Regions from separate parts of the Homo sapiens genome. Here region 1 is linked to region 2. A link is a loop called in an ENCODE intact Hi-C map of the cell type or tissue named here. Cell type or tissue: CD14-positive monocyte. All regions are shown on one strand.

Region 1 (8,000 bases), 100 kb after region 2:
GCCAAAGACATAGAACAATTCAGATTCTTAACCCCTAACACAAAATCTCACATTTCACTTGGCAAACATGATTTTATAAATTCTGGCATTAGACAAAGACTGTGTCTAACGATAAGCAGTTTTGGCACAGCTAAAGAGGATAAAGATAAGTCATTCACACCTGGAATTGACTTGACTCGTCTCTGTAAGGATGATGATCTTTTGTAGTCAGCTAAAAACTTGAATAAGTCTTCATCGCTAAGGCGATCTCCTTCCTGCCAAGAGAAAAGTCAGAGTTAATGTAGATGCACCTTTGACTCTTGGGTTGGGGACAAACGATTTCTGGGAAGATTTTTACCTTTAAGTTTTATTCTCACAAGTCTTTCATAGAAATTAGGATTATAGACAGCTCTGAAATCACTGAGCTCCACTTCTTGTTAAATCCTTCTCAATCACTGTGACTCACTGTGCCTCGGCCTCTTATCAGTCCTTCTGGGGATGGGGCATCTGCTGCATTCTAAGGAAGCCCGTCTGACCATTAGAAAACCAGGCCAAAAGCTTCCCCCCGATAACTCTCACCCTCTGATGCCAGTATTACCCCCCGGAACAATACAGAATAAGTTTACTTTCTTCTTCAAATGTTCGAAGGTGGAGAAAGCATCTTTCCATCTCATTTTCTTCACATTTGTCTCGAACAAGGTTAAGTATAAATGCTGTCCACCCCCACATATGCCCAAGATGGGTCAGGAGCACACATGCATGATCTCCAATCCTTACAACAACCCAGTAAGGTAAGTGGGTAGATATGTCTTATTCCCAGTGAGACCATCCAGACTTAGTTAAGTACCTTGTCCTCCAAGGTCATAAGATTGGGAAGGGTACATGTATGCTGAATAGAAACCTTTTCAGACCTTTACTATTTCTATGATGTGGCACGGTGCACAGGCGCCCTCAGCATCCCTTTTGCATTTCAGTTTGTTAATGTAACCCCTTTAAATGCTCCACGAAGACTGCGTAGCTATGGAAAACTTTCCAAAACAGAGTCAGACCAAGCGAGTTTATTTTAAGTGTGGCAAAATATAACTAACATAAAATTACCATATTACCTCTTTTTTTTTTTCTTTTCTGAGATGGAGCCTCACTCTGTCACCCAGGCTGGAGTGCAGTGGGGCAATCTCGGCTCACTGCAACCTCCACCTCCCAGGTTCAAACAATTCTCCAGCCTCAGCCTCCCAAGTAGCTGGGATTACAGGTGTGCACCACCACACCCGGCTAACTTTTGTATTTTTAGTAGAGACGGGGGTTCACCATGTTGGCCAGGCTGGTCTTGAACTCCTGACCTCACATAATCCACCTGCCTCGGCCTCCCAGTGCTGGGATTACAGGCATGAGCCACTGCGCCCGGCCCATCTTACCTGTTTCTAAGTGCACAATTCAGTAGTGTTAAGCACATTCTCTTTGTTGTGCAACCAACCTCCAGAATGCTTTTGTCTTGCAAAAAAAATCTGAAACTCTGTACCCTTTAACCAGTGACTCCCCACCCCTCTATCCCTAGACCCTGGCAACCGTCATTCTACTTTCTGTCTCTATACCGTTGACAAGTCTAGGAAGTTTTTTATTTTTTTAAATAGTCTTGATGTTTACTGAGCTAACAAAGAGTACCATCTGGAATGGTCACCCTCTCTGAGCAAGCAGGGAGCCCTGGAAACTTGCACATCAAGCAGTAGTGAAAGTGGAAACTTGCACATGAATAGCCAGGCCAAGAAACCCTGAGATCCACCGGGAAGGAGATGGCCCAGCCAGACTGTTGTCATAGCATAATGAATGGATTGGCCAAGATAGTTCAAATAGGATAGTTGGTATCACAAGGAACAAAACCTAACCCTTCTCTCAGTTAAAATAGCTAACATTCATTGAGCACTTACTGTATTCCAGGCACTCTAAGAAGAGCTTGACAGGTCTCATGTCACCTGACCTTCCTGCTAGCCACATGAAGTTAAGTACTATTGTTCCCGTTTTCTGGCTAATGAAATTGAGGCTTTGTGAATGCTGTGGTTTGAATGTCCCCTTCAAAACTCATGGTGAAGCTTGGTCCCCATGGTGGCAGTGTTGGGAAGTGGAGCCTTTAAGACGTGATTGAATCATGAGGACTCTGCCCTCATGACTGGATTAATCCATTCACAGATTAATGGATTAATCTGCATCATGGGAGGGGAACTGGTGGCTTTATAAGAACAGGAAGAGAGACCTGAGCTAGCATGCTCAGCTGCTCACCGTGCTCCACCTCAGGACTCTACAGAGAGGCCCCGCCAGCAAGAAAGCCCTCACCAAGGGTGGGCCCTCAACTTTGGATTTTTCAGCCTTCAAAACTGAAAGAAACAAATCCCTTTTCTTTTTAAATTACCCAGTTTCAGATACTCTATTATAAGCAGCAGAAAATGAACTAAGAGAGTGAGCTTAACTAATTTGCTCTCTTAATCACTACGTATCCTCCTCCTGTGGGTTCCAGTGCCCATGCCAGTATGGGGAAAAATCCAGACACACTGTAATGTGAAGAGATACCTGCTTGAAAAAGCTGCTAACGCTCAGAGTGGAGGTTTTGAAGTTGGATCCAACCCCATTTTCCTCCAAGGAGAGGGCTCTTTCAGAAAGCCTTCTAGATTGGGCCAATGTCCTCCGTTCACCCACTGAGCTTCTCCCTTTAAGAAAAACAATTGTCACTCCAAAGTATGCCTTTCTGTTCAAACACACAGCAGTTATTAACTTCACAATATGTATGATTAAAGTCACTGATCAGGAACACTGAATATGGCCATCCTTGTTTTGAATGAAAATGTCCTTCCATTGGCCCCTACCTTTCTTAGTCCTCCTGTTGGTGTCCTTAATCCTCCTCCGACCAGAGGAGAGAGGCCAGGAGCAGCCATGGGCCCCTCCCACATGGAAATTAGGGTAGCCCAAATGCCACCCGGCAAGAGTCCAGAGCTATAGCCAGAACAGGGTCTCCTGATAAGCTTTATTTAGTCAGCACAGTGTTTGCTTTTCTTTTATTTCTATATTTGCATTCCACTGGGAGAGGCATGTACTCAAATGCCCCTGAAGGCATTTGTGATTGTGACCCAAACATGCTGGGGTCAGCCTGTGTACACTCTGAATCCCAGCATTCCTCTGCTCTCATTATGTGGACCAGGCAGCAAGACTGAGTTTCTGCCTTGGGTGATCTGCCCAATGGGAATTAGAACCCCAAATCACACTCAGACTTGGGCTGGGACCCTGATAGTTTGCCCAGTTGTTTCTTATCCCCTTTTGGGATTTGGGTGGAGATCTTGTTGCTTTTATATTGCAAAAACTCATGGGTTCTCTTGTAAATAATCAAATTGCTTAGAACTAGAGCAGTTCCAACCCGTCTTTGAGTATCTTCTTATCCTTAATTCTTACCATGATGTTGAATTAGAATTTCTTGCTACCTCTACCCACCTAAACTTGCCATTCTGCCTCAGTATAATACATGACATCTTTGCATCTTCTGGTTGCTCCTTAAGAATCAGTCTCTGTTGTCAGGTTATCCTTGACCTAGAGATGATTGAGGCCTCAGCATGCCCTATCCTGAATTACCTAGCTTGTGTGCCCTCTAAGCTCTATACATAACTCTTATCAATAAGTTACTTGGGTCTACATAGACGGCATTAAAGAAAGCTGTGGCAGGAAGATCAGGATGTGGTAAAGTGAGGTTTGTTATTGACGAACCAGAAATAACCCAGGAGTTCTGACTGGTGATTATGTACCAGTAACTCCAAAATAGCAGCAGCAATCACAAAATGCCCTTTCCTCCACTTCCCTGCTCAAGGTAGTATTTCAGAAGTGGCTTAAGCCTTAGCTTAAGGAATGCATGAAAAGATGTGAACATGGACTTCTATATTTGGTGGATACAAAAGCATTTAGGGAAAGAGAAACCCCACCACAGGTGATATGGGCAGGTCTACTTGAAAATTTGCAACCCTTTTGAAAATTTCTACACCAAGCAGTGTAGGAATGAATGATTCAGATCACGGGTGAGATGACGAAAAAGAAATATGCTAAATAAACTAAAACAGTAAATATTCTTTGGATGCCCATTTTTTCATTGCACTTGGCAAAGTAAACTTTAACGAACTGGAAATTTTGCTGGGAAACTTGAGTTTTTCTCTTTTTTCTTTTTTTTTGAGACAAAGTCATGCTCTGTTGCCCAGGCTGGAGTGCAGAGGCCTGATCTCGGCTCACTGTAACCTCGCCTCCCTGGTTCAAGCGATTCTCCTGCCTCTGCCTCCCGAGTAGCTGAGATTACAGACGTGTACCACCACACCCAGCAAATTTTTTGTATTTTTAGTAGAGACAGGGTTTTACCATGTTGGCCAGGCTGGTCTCGAACTCCTGGCTTCAAGCGATCCGCCTACCTCGGCCTCCCAAAGTGGTGGGATTACAAGCGTGAGCCACCACGCCCTGTTCCTGTTGAGTTTTGCTTTTTGAAGCCTTTGTAACAGAGGCTTTTTTTTTTAGGTTTAGGAGTCGACCATGGTGTCTCTGCTTAACACACTACAGATGGTTACTACATTTTCTTGTTAAAGTTTTACTTTTGAGAGCGGGTGGCTAGCAAAAATCAGCTTTTTAAAGTGTCATACCATCTAGAAAATCTTACTATAAGAGTATACTTAATCTTCACCAATGTTCGTGATAATTTCTTTTGGAGATCACCGTCCAAATCTACGTAATCCAGTCATAACAGTGTTTCATTCTATTTATCTCCTTCTGCCTCCCCACTTCCCACACCTCACTGTGCCCCCAGTCCCCGCTAGTAAGCTGTGGACCTGGGCAGCGCACACTGGGGAGCCCTCCCTTTCCCACTGCAGGTGAAAATCTTACCAACCACAGAGTCCACATCAGTTACCTCCCTCTCAAGGGTGGAGACATTGAAGAAGCTTGATAAGCTTATGGGTGCCCAGGCAAAGGGCATCCGGTATTTCCCCAAACGCTGGCAGAAGGATTCAGCTTGGAGTTTTAGTTTTTCAATCTTTTCTTTACTCTGGAGGAAAATGGAAAGAAACAAGCTGAAACAAGCATCAGCACCAAGTCAACTGCCTCTGACCTGAATATGACAGCCATCTCCAAAATCCAAACCCTACTGATTAAAAAGAGTAAAAACATATCTTCCCACTAAAAAATAAAAACAGTGAATAGGCAGAAAAATGATGCACTTGGGTCTAGCTGATAAGGAAATAAAGATTAAAAAACGAGGAGTTTACAAAAAGGCTACATTTAATTAGTAAAATACATTTTTAGCTAACGAAAACAAAAAGAGACTCATTACATCAGATTATCAATTCTTTTGGTGGCTAGCTATGTGACTTGGATTTGCATAAAAGAATCTTGAAATCAAGTTTAGTATATCATCTACCAAGCTCCCAAGTGAACCTGTTTCTCCAAAAGTCACCTTGGAAAACTCCAAAAAATTCTAAAAAGCTTCCTAACAACTCCTTAGGAAGTTTACAATACTTCCAAGGTGTTCTTTCTGAGTTCAGAATAAAAGACAGATTTTAAAAAAAAAATGCCTTGAGTTCAATAAATCTTACTTGACATTTATGAGTCTGTAGAGTACAATACTAATAAGGTAAGTCTTATTCCAGAAAGGCTATTTTTTTTTTTTTTTGAGACAGAGTCTCACTCTGTCACCCAGGCTGGAGTGCAGTGGCACGATCTCGGCTCACTGCAACCTCCGCCTCCCAGGTTCAAGCTATTCTCCTGCCTCAGCCTCCTGAGAAGCTGGGAATACAGGCACGTGCCACCATGCCCGGCTAATTTTTTGTATTTTTAGCAGAGACGGGGTTTCACCGTGTTGGCCAGGATGGTCTCAATCTTCTGACCTCATGATCTGCCCGCCTTGGCCTCCCAAAGTGCTGGGATTACAGGTGTGAGCCACCACGCCCGGCCAAGGCCATGTTTTAAAAATCACACTGGGAATCTTTGCAAATTGCTGTTGAGAAAAGATATCCTTTTCATAGGCTCAACACCTATGCTGTGCTAATGAATATATATAATGCATGGTAGTGGCAGCCAATTCCCAGTTATTTGCATACCTGAAAGGGCAGCGGCCCATGCTGTTGAGGAAGGCCAGGAGAGCTCTGGCACTGTTTAGTTTTGGGGTCTCCACGGACCTCCCAACCAGCTGAGTCAGAGCCTCAGAATGAAGACAACAGGGGGTGGCCTTGCCCCAATCAAGTTATGCAGTCAGACCTTGCTGTATGTCAACATTAGAAAATTCAAGGATTTATTTCTCTAAAAAATCATCATCAGGCTGGGCATGGTGACTCATGCCTGTAATCCCAACACTTTGGGAGGCTGAGGCAGGAGAATCACTTGAGGCCAGAATTATGAGAGCAGCCTGGGCAACACAGTGAGACCCCATCTCTAAAAAAAAATAAAAAACTAGCCAAGCATGGTGGCATGTGCCTGTAGTACCAGCTGCTCAAGAGGCTGAAGGGGGAGGATCATTCAAGCCCAGGAGTTCAAGGTTGTAGGGGGCCGTGATTGCACTCCAGCACTCCAGCCTGGGAGATAAAGTAAGACACTGCCTCAAAAAAAAAAAAAAAAAAAAAAAAAAAGTCATCATCGGTGACCAGTTTTCTTTTCCTCTTTTATTTAATTAAAATGTAGTAGTGTCTTATATAGGGACACATTAGGGACTAAAGCCCATTAACTATTTGTGTAACACTTCTGAAAATACCTGCTTCTTCTAAGATGTCTCCATTTAACAACACTCAAATTACCATACCTTTCCACCATCACTTTCTTTGATAACCGTGTAGGGCTCTGCACAGTCTCCAATCTCTCCCTGCTGCAGGACTTTTTCAATCTACCAATAAAAAGAATATTAAAATAAGGCACATAAATTACATCCATAAAAAGGAATCTATGCAACCATCAAAATTACATTTTATGACAATATTTGATGACATAGGAAGCTATCTGTGATACATATTTTTTTATTAAAAAATTTATATAAAGAATAGCATACAATTTTATTTAACAAATCATAAAGGCATATTAAAAGGGTGACAGTAGATACTCAGCAAATGCAGCAAGTGTTAATAGTAGTTAACTTTCTATGGTGGGATTATGTGTGATTTTTATTTTCTTCCCATTGCTTATGTGTATTTTCTATTTTAAACAATAAACATGTATTATGTATATAATAAAAACAGCAATAAAAGTTATTTTATAAAACAAAACCCAGGAGACATACGTAGGAAGTGGAAAACTCATTTTCTTTATTATTGCTTACAATGTAAAAAAGAGATATGGTCTCTGTGAAAGTTGGGTTAGGGACTAAAACCTTCCACAAAATGAATGACTGAACCGAATAAATTATCTGTAATTGTCTCCCTTGTAATTCCTATCAGGGCTAATTCTCTGGATTTAACAGACTTGGAAAGAAACTCAAAAGCATTGGGATGTGCAGCTTCTTGCTTTGCTAACTGGCTGTTGATAGGAATGAATGCTGGTAATAAGAATGAATGAAGTGTCTTCTGTCTTGCTTCAGGTAAAGTGACTGGCTGGCCAGTTGTCATAAATTTGGGCACCATATTTAAAAGAAAGACAAGGAGAAATTTGAAATTTCCTAACTCTCTGCTCAAAAAAAATTTAACTTAGATGTTGAAGAGTAAAACCAGTGGATTTAGTCCCATCAGTTGAGATGATCCTTGAAGAAAGAATTTGGGTCAACACAGTACAAAAGGGACACATACTTAATAGGTGCTGTGAGTTAGGCACAAAGTATTTAACAATACCCATGATAAAGGGGCATTTATGGGGTTTCAAAGGAAGCAGCATGAGGCTACTCAATGAATATCTGCTTCAGGGAGGACTCCAAGCAGGAAGTCTCTCTTCTCATCAAAGAAGTTCAAAACCCCCTCCCATTGCCACAGCATGAAGAGAAGGCGAATCCCACTGAGAGATGCACCACACTGAAAACATAAGCACGTAACACTTGA
Region 2 (8,000 bases):
GAATGGGGAAACGAGGAAGCTGGTGTGCAGATCCTTACCAAGACCGTGACTAAACTAGGTCTGTAATTCTACCCCGAGAGTATCTGTCTGCCATTCATTTAGAAGAGGCGCACTGAGCAACTGGTCTTCAAACCTCACGTTTTTCTTTTTAACCATTAGGAGATTTTGTATAAAGGACACTTACCTCAATGTCACAACAGCTGAGTTACTTTAGTGAAACAACCCTAAGGGACATAGGGCTGGTGTCCTGGTTTTCAAAAGGCAAAGACCCAATTAACATTAACTAGGCTCCCTGTTTCACCGAGTGGACCTCTGACTTACAGTGGTGTTTTTCTGAAGTATGTTGCTACTCTGGAGTTGACTCAGATAAACAGCCATGACATACGACAACAGCAAGCGAGGCTGTCTTCATTAAGGAAGTTTTCATGGCATTGCAGCAGTTACTGTGTGTGTGTTTTTGTTCTTCCTGAACATTTTGTTTCCATGCATTTGTTTCCTTTACATAAACTATTGCGTTTAGAGCCTCTAGCAGAGCATGCAGAGACCATGGTTGGGGTGAACCAAATGAGAAACCCAAGACAAAATTTAGAGAGGTACTCGCTTTTAGGGCCATGGAAGTACTGATCTTGTACCCGCTCGACCCTGAGGGTGAGTGCCTCTTCACCCTAGCACTGGCCCTGGCAGTGAATATGTGACAGGTCAAGAATCATTTTCTTCCTAGCTCACAGCTATGGAAGAAATGCATATGAAAAACAGAAGAAATGGGAAACCTTCCCAGTTTAGGGATTACAAACAGGTGGCACACATGCCACTCCTTCCTATTGCTGTAATCATGGCAGGCATAACTAATCAACTGTAGCACTTTTTCCCCAGAGCTTGGACATAGTCTCGAAATTCTTAAGCATAGTTCTCCAGTCAGCCACTACTAACTGATCAGAGTTGGCTTGTGAACTAAAAGCTGTCTGCCTTCTGGCCTGGTTAGCAAGATCATGTGAATCAACCTTAGCAATCAGTCAGGACATAGTTGTCATAGATAGCCCTATCTCTTCACATGCAATACTGTAACGTAGTTTTAGGAATATAGGAGGAGGCTCTCAAAGCCTTTGTGGCCAGTCTTTCTTCCAAACCTGCCCTATGTATTATGATGTTTCTGTGACAACAGAAGATCCAAGAAATTCAGTTGAAAGCATTTAATAACCCAAGATACTAATACTATTAGAATGTATGCAATTTTCCACATTAGAGGAACAGATTTGAAGCTATGTAGCCTCATTAGCTGTAGTCAGAGGAAAAGGATTCTGCAGACTTTCTTGGCTTCAGGATCAGGGAGGTACAAGTAACAGCAGTATCTAAGAATGTGTCCGTATCTACAGTTGTGAAATAAATATTGCACTCTGGGACACAGAATTTCAGTGATCTCAGTTTCCTGGAATTCAGTGACCTCAAAGTTATTTTCCTTGCACATATTTATTTATCTCTAGTTTATAAATCTTTTCCAAAAGCTCTATTTCATTGGAGCAGAACAAGGTTGAAAATTAAAGCACAGAGCATTTGCAAAATCAACACTGGACATCTGTTGTTAATGCTGTCTAGAATTCTTTCCTCCTTCTATAAAGTAAGGCATCCTGATTTAGGGGAAGAAATCACCCATAATTCCAGGTGTGGACCCATGACCCGGGGTCAGTAAATCAGAGCACTCCATTTCTCTGGCCAGTATGGCTGGTTCAGGGATGAGCACAGGATCAGATGTTCAGACAGGATCAGTAAGATGCACTGAGGCTTTCTCTGCAACTGCTAGAAAGGAGGCATCTCTCTTCTCTCCTAGACTTGAACCTAGAGATGTAAACCTAAACTGTGGTGTGGGAAGCCTGTGAAGAATGAAGCTGACACAACAGATGGCAGAGATGGGAAGTGGTGATGACAGTGAGCTCTGCTGACATTGTTTGGGCCCCTAGGTCCAGTATGGCAGGTGCTACTCCAGGCTCACATTCCTCAGACGGGCTGATAAATTCCATTTTTACCTTCTGTCAGTCTGGGTTGGGTGTCCTTTCACTTGCCAGCTACATTTCCAAATTGATTTGGTATGTCCCATTTGAGAGAAGTAAGAATTCACTCATACACATTAATATAATTTGGCTTCTCTTCTGTAGCTGACAACACCTAACTCATTGCCTCCTCTACATCAAGAAGCCCTCACACTTCAGTTTCTTCTGCCTTCCTTTTCACCTTCTTCACCCTTCCCTGACCCACAGGGCCTGGACCATAAATGCTCACAATATCTTGTGCCTCTTTATAACAGTATTTCTCATAATTATAACTGAACAAAGATTGGAATAATTAGTTATATTACGTCTCTCTGGTTAGAATGTAACGTTCATGAGGACAGAATAAGTATTCAATAAATATTCTCTAAAAGAAGGAATCAATGGATAAATATATGTGAACAGATAGAGCTGTATGCCCCCATGTCGGAATAATGTGGAATATTTCTGTTGATTGTGTAATAATGATTCACTTTGGCATGTCATTATTAGCAAATCAACTGAATTCTAGGTAAAATTAGAACAGTAAGGCTTACTAAATATAAAAGTCAATAATGAAATGCAATTGATATTTAAGTGATAAATATAAAATAAAATATAGTCATGGGAAAAGGAATAAAAGAAGTATAAAATAATTTAGTAAATGAAACAATATGAAGTGCTAAACCTTACAATTTCCTGGGAATTGAAAGAGTAGTACTATAATATTTATTTTTGATAGTATCACATGGTCAAAATAAATTTGAGAAAAGAAGCAAATACATCTAAAATAACTTTTATAACTTTCTTGTACACTTCTATGTGATTTGAAATCAGGTGTTATTTTTATGCTTTTGGATGAGATTTAATTATCAGCTTTTATAACAAACATTTCTGAATTAAGAAGAAAATTCATTTGCCAAGCATGAAATCACAGAATGACTATTTTTGTTCTTGAGGACCATAAGAAAGGAGGAGTTATTCATAGGAGGCAATACCCAGCTTTGCTGTGTTCTGGAAAACCAGAAGCTCTTGGCTGCACCAGCATAGTTTCAGTGACTTATTCTCTAAGCCTGGGGAAGCTACTTTGAATTGTTCTTTCTTTCTGGTTCATACAACATCACAAAATTGTGTTGAAGAACAATAACAAGAACAAAGCTTTTCATAAAATCAGCCATGTAAATTCAAACAAGAATAATACAAACCCTTGTAAATGACTTCGTGAGTCTGGCTTGAAAAACACTCTATTACTGTAGCTATATTGTTCATGGTTTCAGGGATGGTCATCTCTACAAACTATGTCTCTTACAAAAAAAGTACCCAACATTGTGCTTTTTTATTTTCTCTCTCTCTAAAGACTATTAAACTATTCAGTAAGAACACTTTAAGTGGCCACTGAGCATCCCCATCCGAGCCAGCTTTTAGGTCTGGCAGACAATTTCCCTTTGCCAAATGTGGGTAATTTTCAGCTTATCCTAAGAAGGTACTGATTCAGCCTTTTGTCTCCCTTCTCAGGTCAATTTGATTCTTTCTTGATTTTTGGATTGGAGAGTGGGCCCCTATAAAGTTGAAGAGTGGAATCAAATGAATGGGCCAGGAGGAAAATCATTTATCCAATGTTTTCCAAACTTTCACAATGTCAGTATACTGTGTCAACTACAAGTCTTTGAAAAAGAGTTTAAGTGACCTTAGAAAACTTGCTCTCTCAGTTCTCTCATCCGCGAAGTGGGAATAATAACCGCCTTCCCTACCTACCTGCCTCACAGCTTTACGGGGAGGTTCAAATGAAGCCATGCATGTGAAAGTGTTTGCAAATGTCTCCTAAAGTGCTATTAATAATGGCTAGGTGCCATTATTGTAAACAGTAATTTAAAAAAAACCCAACGACGATGGGAAAGCAATTAGAAGAAGCAAATGTAATGTATGAACTTGGAATTTTTCAACCTTAGCACTACAGACATTTGGGGCCAGACAATTCTTTGTCAGGGGAGCTCTCCTATTGCAGAATGTTTCACAGCATCCTGGCTTCTACCAGTCAGATGCCAGTAGCACCTACTCACCCATCCCAGTTGTGATAACCAAAAATGTATCTAGACATTGCCAAATGTCCCTGGGGCTGGGGGACAAAATCGCCCCAGTTGAGAACCACTGCTCTAAGGGAAAAGCTGCACACACCCTACCTGGAAGCTGACACTGCCCACGGGCAGGTAGCTGTGGTCCTCCAGCATGCTCAGATACTCAGCCACTAACGCAGCGGCGTGCACCAGGCACATGGCAGCCTCCGTGTAGCACTTCTTCTTGGTGTGTTTCTCTGCCATGTTCTGGAGCCAGGTCAGCCGCAGATCAGGAGATGCCTGGTAACTCTTGGCAATTCTGAAGACAGATTGAGTGAGAAGTAGTTTTGAGGACAGTGGGTTAATGACACTGTTCTTCTACTTTGTGTGACCTTTTCTTTTTTTCTCCCCAAGAGTTCCCTGTACCCCTCCACCTGAGATTTTGCCCTATATTTCCAGAAAACGAGACAGAAGAAAACATTTATTAGTCCAACTATTTTTATTCCATGTTTAAGCTGTGCTGACCTCCAAGAAATAGTACTTAGTAAAAGCCTTATGGGGAAAAAATACCTGATAACATGATGTCTATTTTAATGGCTCTCAGGCAAATTTCTGCCTTTTCTTTCCTTTCTCTCAAAATAAAACAGAAGACAAAAGTACTGCCCTTTGTATGATGTTGCATCAGAACAATTTTGCCTCTGTAAGTAATTTCTCCTGAACAAGGACTGGAAGACCAACTTTTAAACTACGCGTAAAAAATGATTTCTAAAGTAAAACTATATATGTATGTCTGAATATAATTGGAACAAAAGCATATGGAAAATAATTCCTATAACAGTTAATTATTCTTTCTCTGATTCTGTGGTAAGTAGAAGATAGTGTTATTATATTTAATAATGTTATTATATTTAATAACATTATTATGCCTCACTTTAAATTAGGGAGATCCTTCTGAAAACTTACATATGAATTAACCTACTCTGAATGTTTAATTTCTATATATTATTTGGCTATCATCCAAATCACTATATCCATGTTAGCTGTGATCATTACATTAGTAAGAACTCCACAGTGACAAATCCTCGACCCCCAAATGGTGTCCCTTGAGTGTGTCAGGAAAGCTTACCTGTACATGAGATCCATAAGCATCTCAGGATCTTCCTGAAATTCCCTCATTTTCACTGTGTCATATAAGATGCTATTCAGATTACAGAGAAGTTCCTCCACCTGCAAAAAGTGTAAGCCTCAAAATAATCTTAGCTTTGTAGTCCCAGGTGAAGAGTTAGGATTACATTGAAATGCAAGGGGAAGCCATGGGAAGGGTTGGATCAGAGGGCAGCAGAGACTAGGGATGGCGGAGTCATCTAGACCTGACTCTGTAGTTTTCATCTTCGCCAGCCCAGGAGTTTATGAGACCTGGATGTGTGTTGGCCCTTGAGATCCAGAAATCTGCCTGAATCCTCATACTATCTCTATCTCCAACATTTTTGTTTAAATTAGTTTGAACCAGTTTCAGTTATTTGTAACCTGAAAAGTTCTAAACTCTACTCTGGAATATCAGGGATTTTTATACCAAGTAGGAAGCAGCTTAGGACCTCAGCTTGAGTTCCATGTCTCAGAAGCCTCCTGGATCTTCCCAGGGCTTCAGAGATTTTAGAACCTCTTGTAATCATTTATTCTTAATTATAAAACCAACAGTGGAGGTCCAGGGGAGCCTGCAGTACAAAAACAGGGAGAGACTATGGCTTGATCTAGAGACCCTGGCAGGTAACTCAGCCACAGAATGTTGTCTTATCCCCGTTCCCCTCTGCCAGCTTGCCAGGGCTCCTAAAATTTCTACCACTAGAGTCATTTCATTGGGTGAAGGCACTGAAGACCTTTATTAAACTGCCCATAGTTTGATTGGTCTTGTTGGTGAATACCTCTATATAAATGATGGAACTAAAGGAGTATGGTCAAGATGAAATGAGAGAGGAACGATTTGATGTAGAGGAGAGGAAAAAGATTCTGAGAATGAGGATGCAACATTGCCCGAGAGGGCAAAACAGACTCCGGAAATAGGGTTCTCAGACTAAGGGAATAAAAGAAAACATTCATTCATTCATTCTCACTTAATTAAGACCCTACCATAGAGCAGGCTAGGAGCTGGAGTTAAAAGACAAATGGGACAGGCTAGAGTTCCACGGTCATCGTAATGGACATGGAAGAGATGACTGTCCTTACACATTTCCTTAGGACAACCTTGTTTACAAGCTCTCTCAAACTCGGCCCTTCCTTACCCCTCACCAGACAAGCTGGTCCCTTTACCATCCCTACAGATACAAACAATTCATTGTTTCAACTACTCACAATTTCCCCCTCACTTTTCCCCTGCCTAGCGGAATCCTACCCCAGCCTTTAGTGTCATCCCTCCCTGCAGGCTTTCCTGGCCACCAGATTGTTTATTGATCACGACCTCTCTTCCTCTAACCTTCCATAGCATTTAGCTCCTTACCACACAGTTTGCACTTATGTATCACTTGTCTTGTACTGCCTCCTAATTGTTTTGAGACTGAGCACTCCAAATAGACTGTTAGCATATTGAGACTGGGGACAGTGATGGATGTATTTCTTTTTAAAACCTCTCAGAGTGCTGAGAGCACATGCATATTGGACAATAAATACTTGCAAATGTTATATATTTATATATAAATTGTGTATATATGTACATACATACATACACAATAGTTGGCAGATCCCAAACTCATGCATGAGACAAGGTATGTGCTTCGGTGTACCTGGGTGGGAAAAGGAGTCATCTGCATGGCTGTGTCCTCTTCTGAATAGGCCAAAATTGTCCTCAAGGATCTTCTCAGGTGCTCTTCATTAAAGTCTGGTGCTCTTCCCACCAAAGATGCCAGGGACATGGTTACTTGCATCTTTACTCTTGCAAAATTCTGCATCAGTGAAAAAAAAAAAAAAGATGAAGTAAATAAGACACACTTAGCAGTAGATAACTGAAAGCAGCATGGCCAGACACAAACAACTCCTCAGTGTTTCCTTTGCCCCGTCTTAATTATTTCCTCTTCTCTCAATGAAATGGGAGCTACACTTTGCACAACATTCATATTGTTGTTTAAATGGTTTAAATGGACATTGCTCTCACATAAATCTGTCAGGCTCCCTTTAAATTTTCATTGAGGACTGGGCTGCCTTTGTGCTGCAAGCTGGAAGATTCTTATAAAGTTGGGTCCAAGAATACAGTATATCCTTTTGTGCCAAGAGTTTCTTCTTGGGACTTTATTTAAACTTTATTAAAAGAAAGGGACTTCTGGCTCAGCCTCCCAGCACTTTGGGAGGCCAAGGAGGGTGGATCACTTGAGCTCAGGAGTTCAAGATCAGCCTGGGCAACACAGCAAAACCCCGCCTCTACTAAAAATACAAAAATTAGCTGGGCATGGTGGTGGACACCTGTAATTCCAGCTACTCGAGAGGCTGAGGCAGGAGAATTGCTTAAACCTGGTAGGCAGAGGTTGCAGTGGGCCAAGATCTCGCCACTGCACTCCAGCCACGGTGACAGAGCGAGACCCTGTCTCTAAATAAATAAATCAGGGGACTTCTGTGGCCAGCATTTCTGAGATTTTGAACTCCGGGTAAGCAACAAGGTTTTGTTTCTTCTTTCTTTACAGGCCCATGGAAAAACATGGCTACCTCAAGGTCCCCTGAGGAATGTCTTTTAAATAATCATCCCTAATACATTTGGAGGAGGCTGACTTTTTTCCATGGGCCAATTTATCTTTATATATCACTTGAGCATACTTATTAACATGGCCACAAATGGAAATTCCAAAGAAGGTATCAAAATCTAGACAAACTAAAGCAAACTTGACTGTTCTATAATAAAGCTGAACTCCAAAGTCTTCGTAGCTTTGAATAAAACTCAAGT

What was found. A loop is a pair of places that touch in the nucleus more often than their neighbours do. Peaks named below come from ENCODE experiments on the same cell type or tissue, not always from the same donor. Only the 100,000 strongest peaks of a DNase experiment are listed, where the experiment ranks them.
Region 1: it touches region 2 in a loop (2.5-fold over the local background); 4 of 110 quality-filtered maps call a loop at or near these places.

Annotation. Positions count from the first base shown.
Region 1 is chr9:331,260-339,259 of GRCh38, reverse strand. DOCK8 (dedicator of cytokinesis 8) reads right to left here. Exons shown (of 48, transcript NM_203447.4): 10 at 6,782-6,862; 11 at 4,876-5,035; 12 at 2,542-2,678; 13 at 161-254. Among named protein-coding and RNA genes, the nearest start is that of DOCK8-AS1, 120 kb to the right of the region's middle. RefSeq lists an enhancer at 7,303-8,000. In CD14-positive monocyte, no CTCF peak of the experiment used is centred here; no DNase peak of the experiment used is centred here; H3K27ac peaks cover 2,271 bases.
Region 2 is chr9:431,177-439,176 of GRCh38, reverse strand. DOCK8 (dedicator of cytokinesis 8) reads right to left here. Exons shown (of 48, transcript NM_203447.4): 37 at 6,853-7,011; 38 at 5,202-5,302; 39 at 4,202-4,394. Among named protein-coding and RNA genes, the nearest start is that of DOCK8-AS2, 35 kb to the left of the region's middle. In CD14-positive monocyte, no CTCF peak of the experiment used is centred here; no DNase peak of the experiment used is centred here; H3K27ac peaks cover 1,548 bases.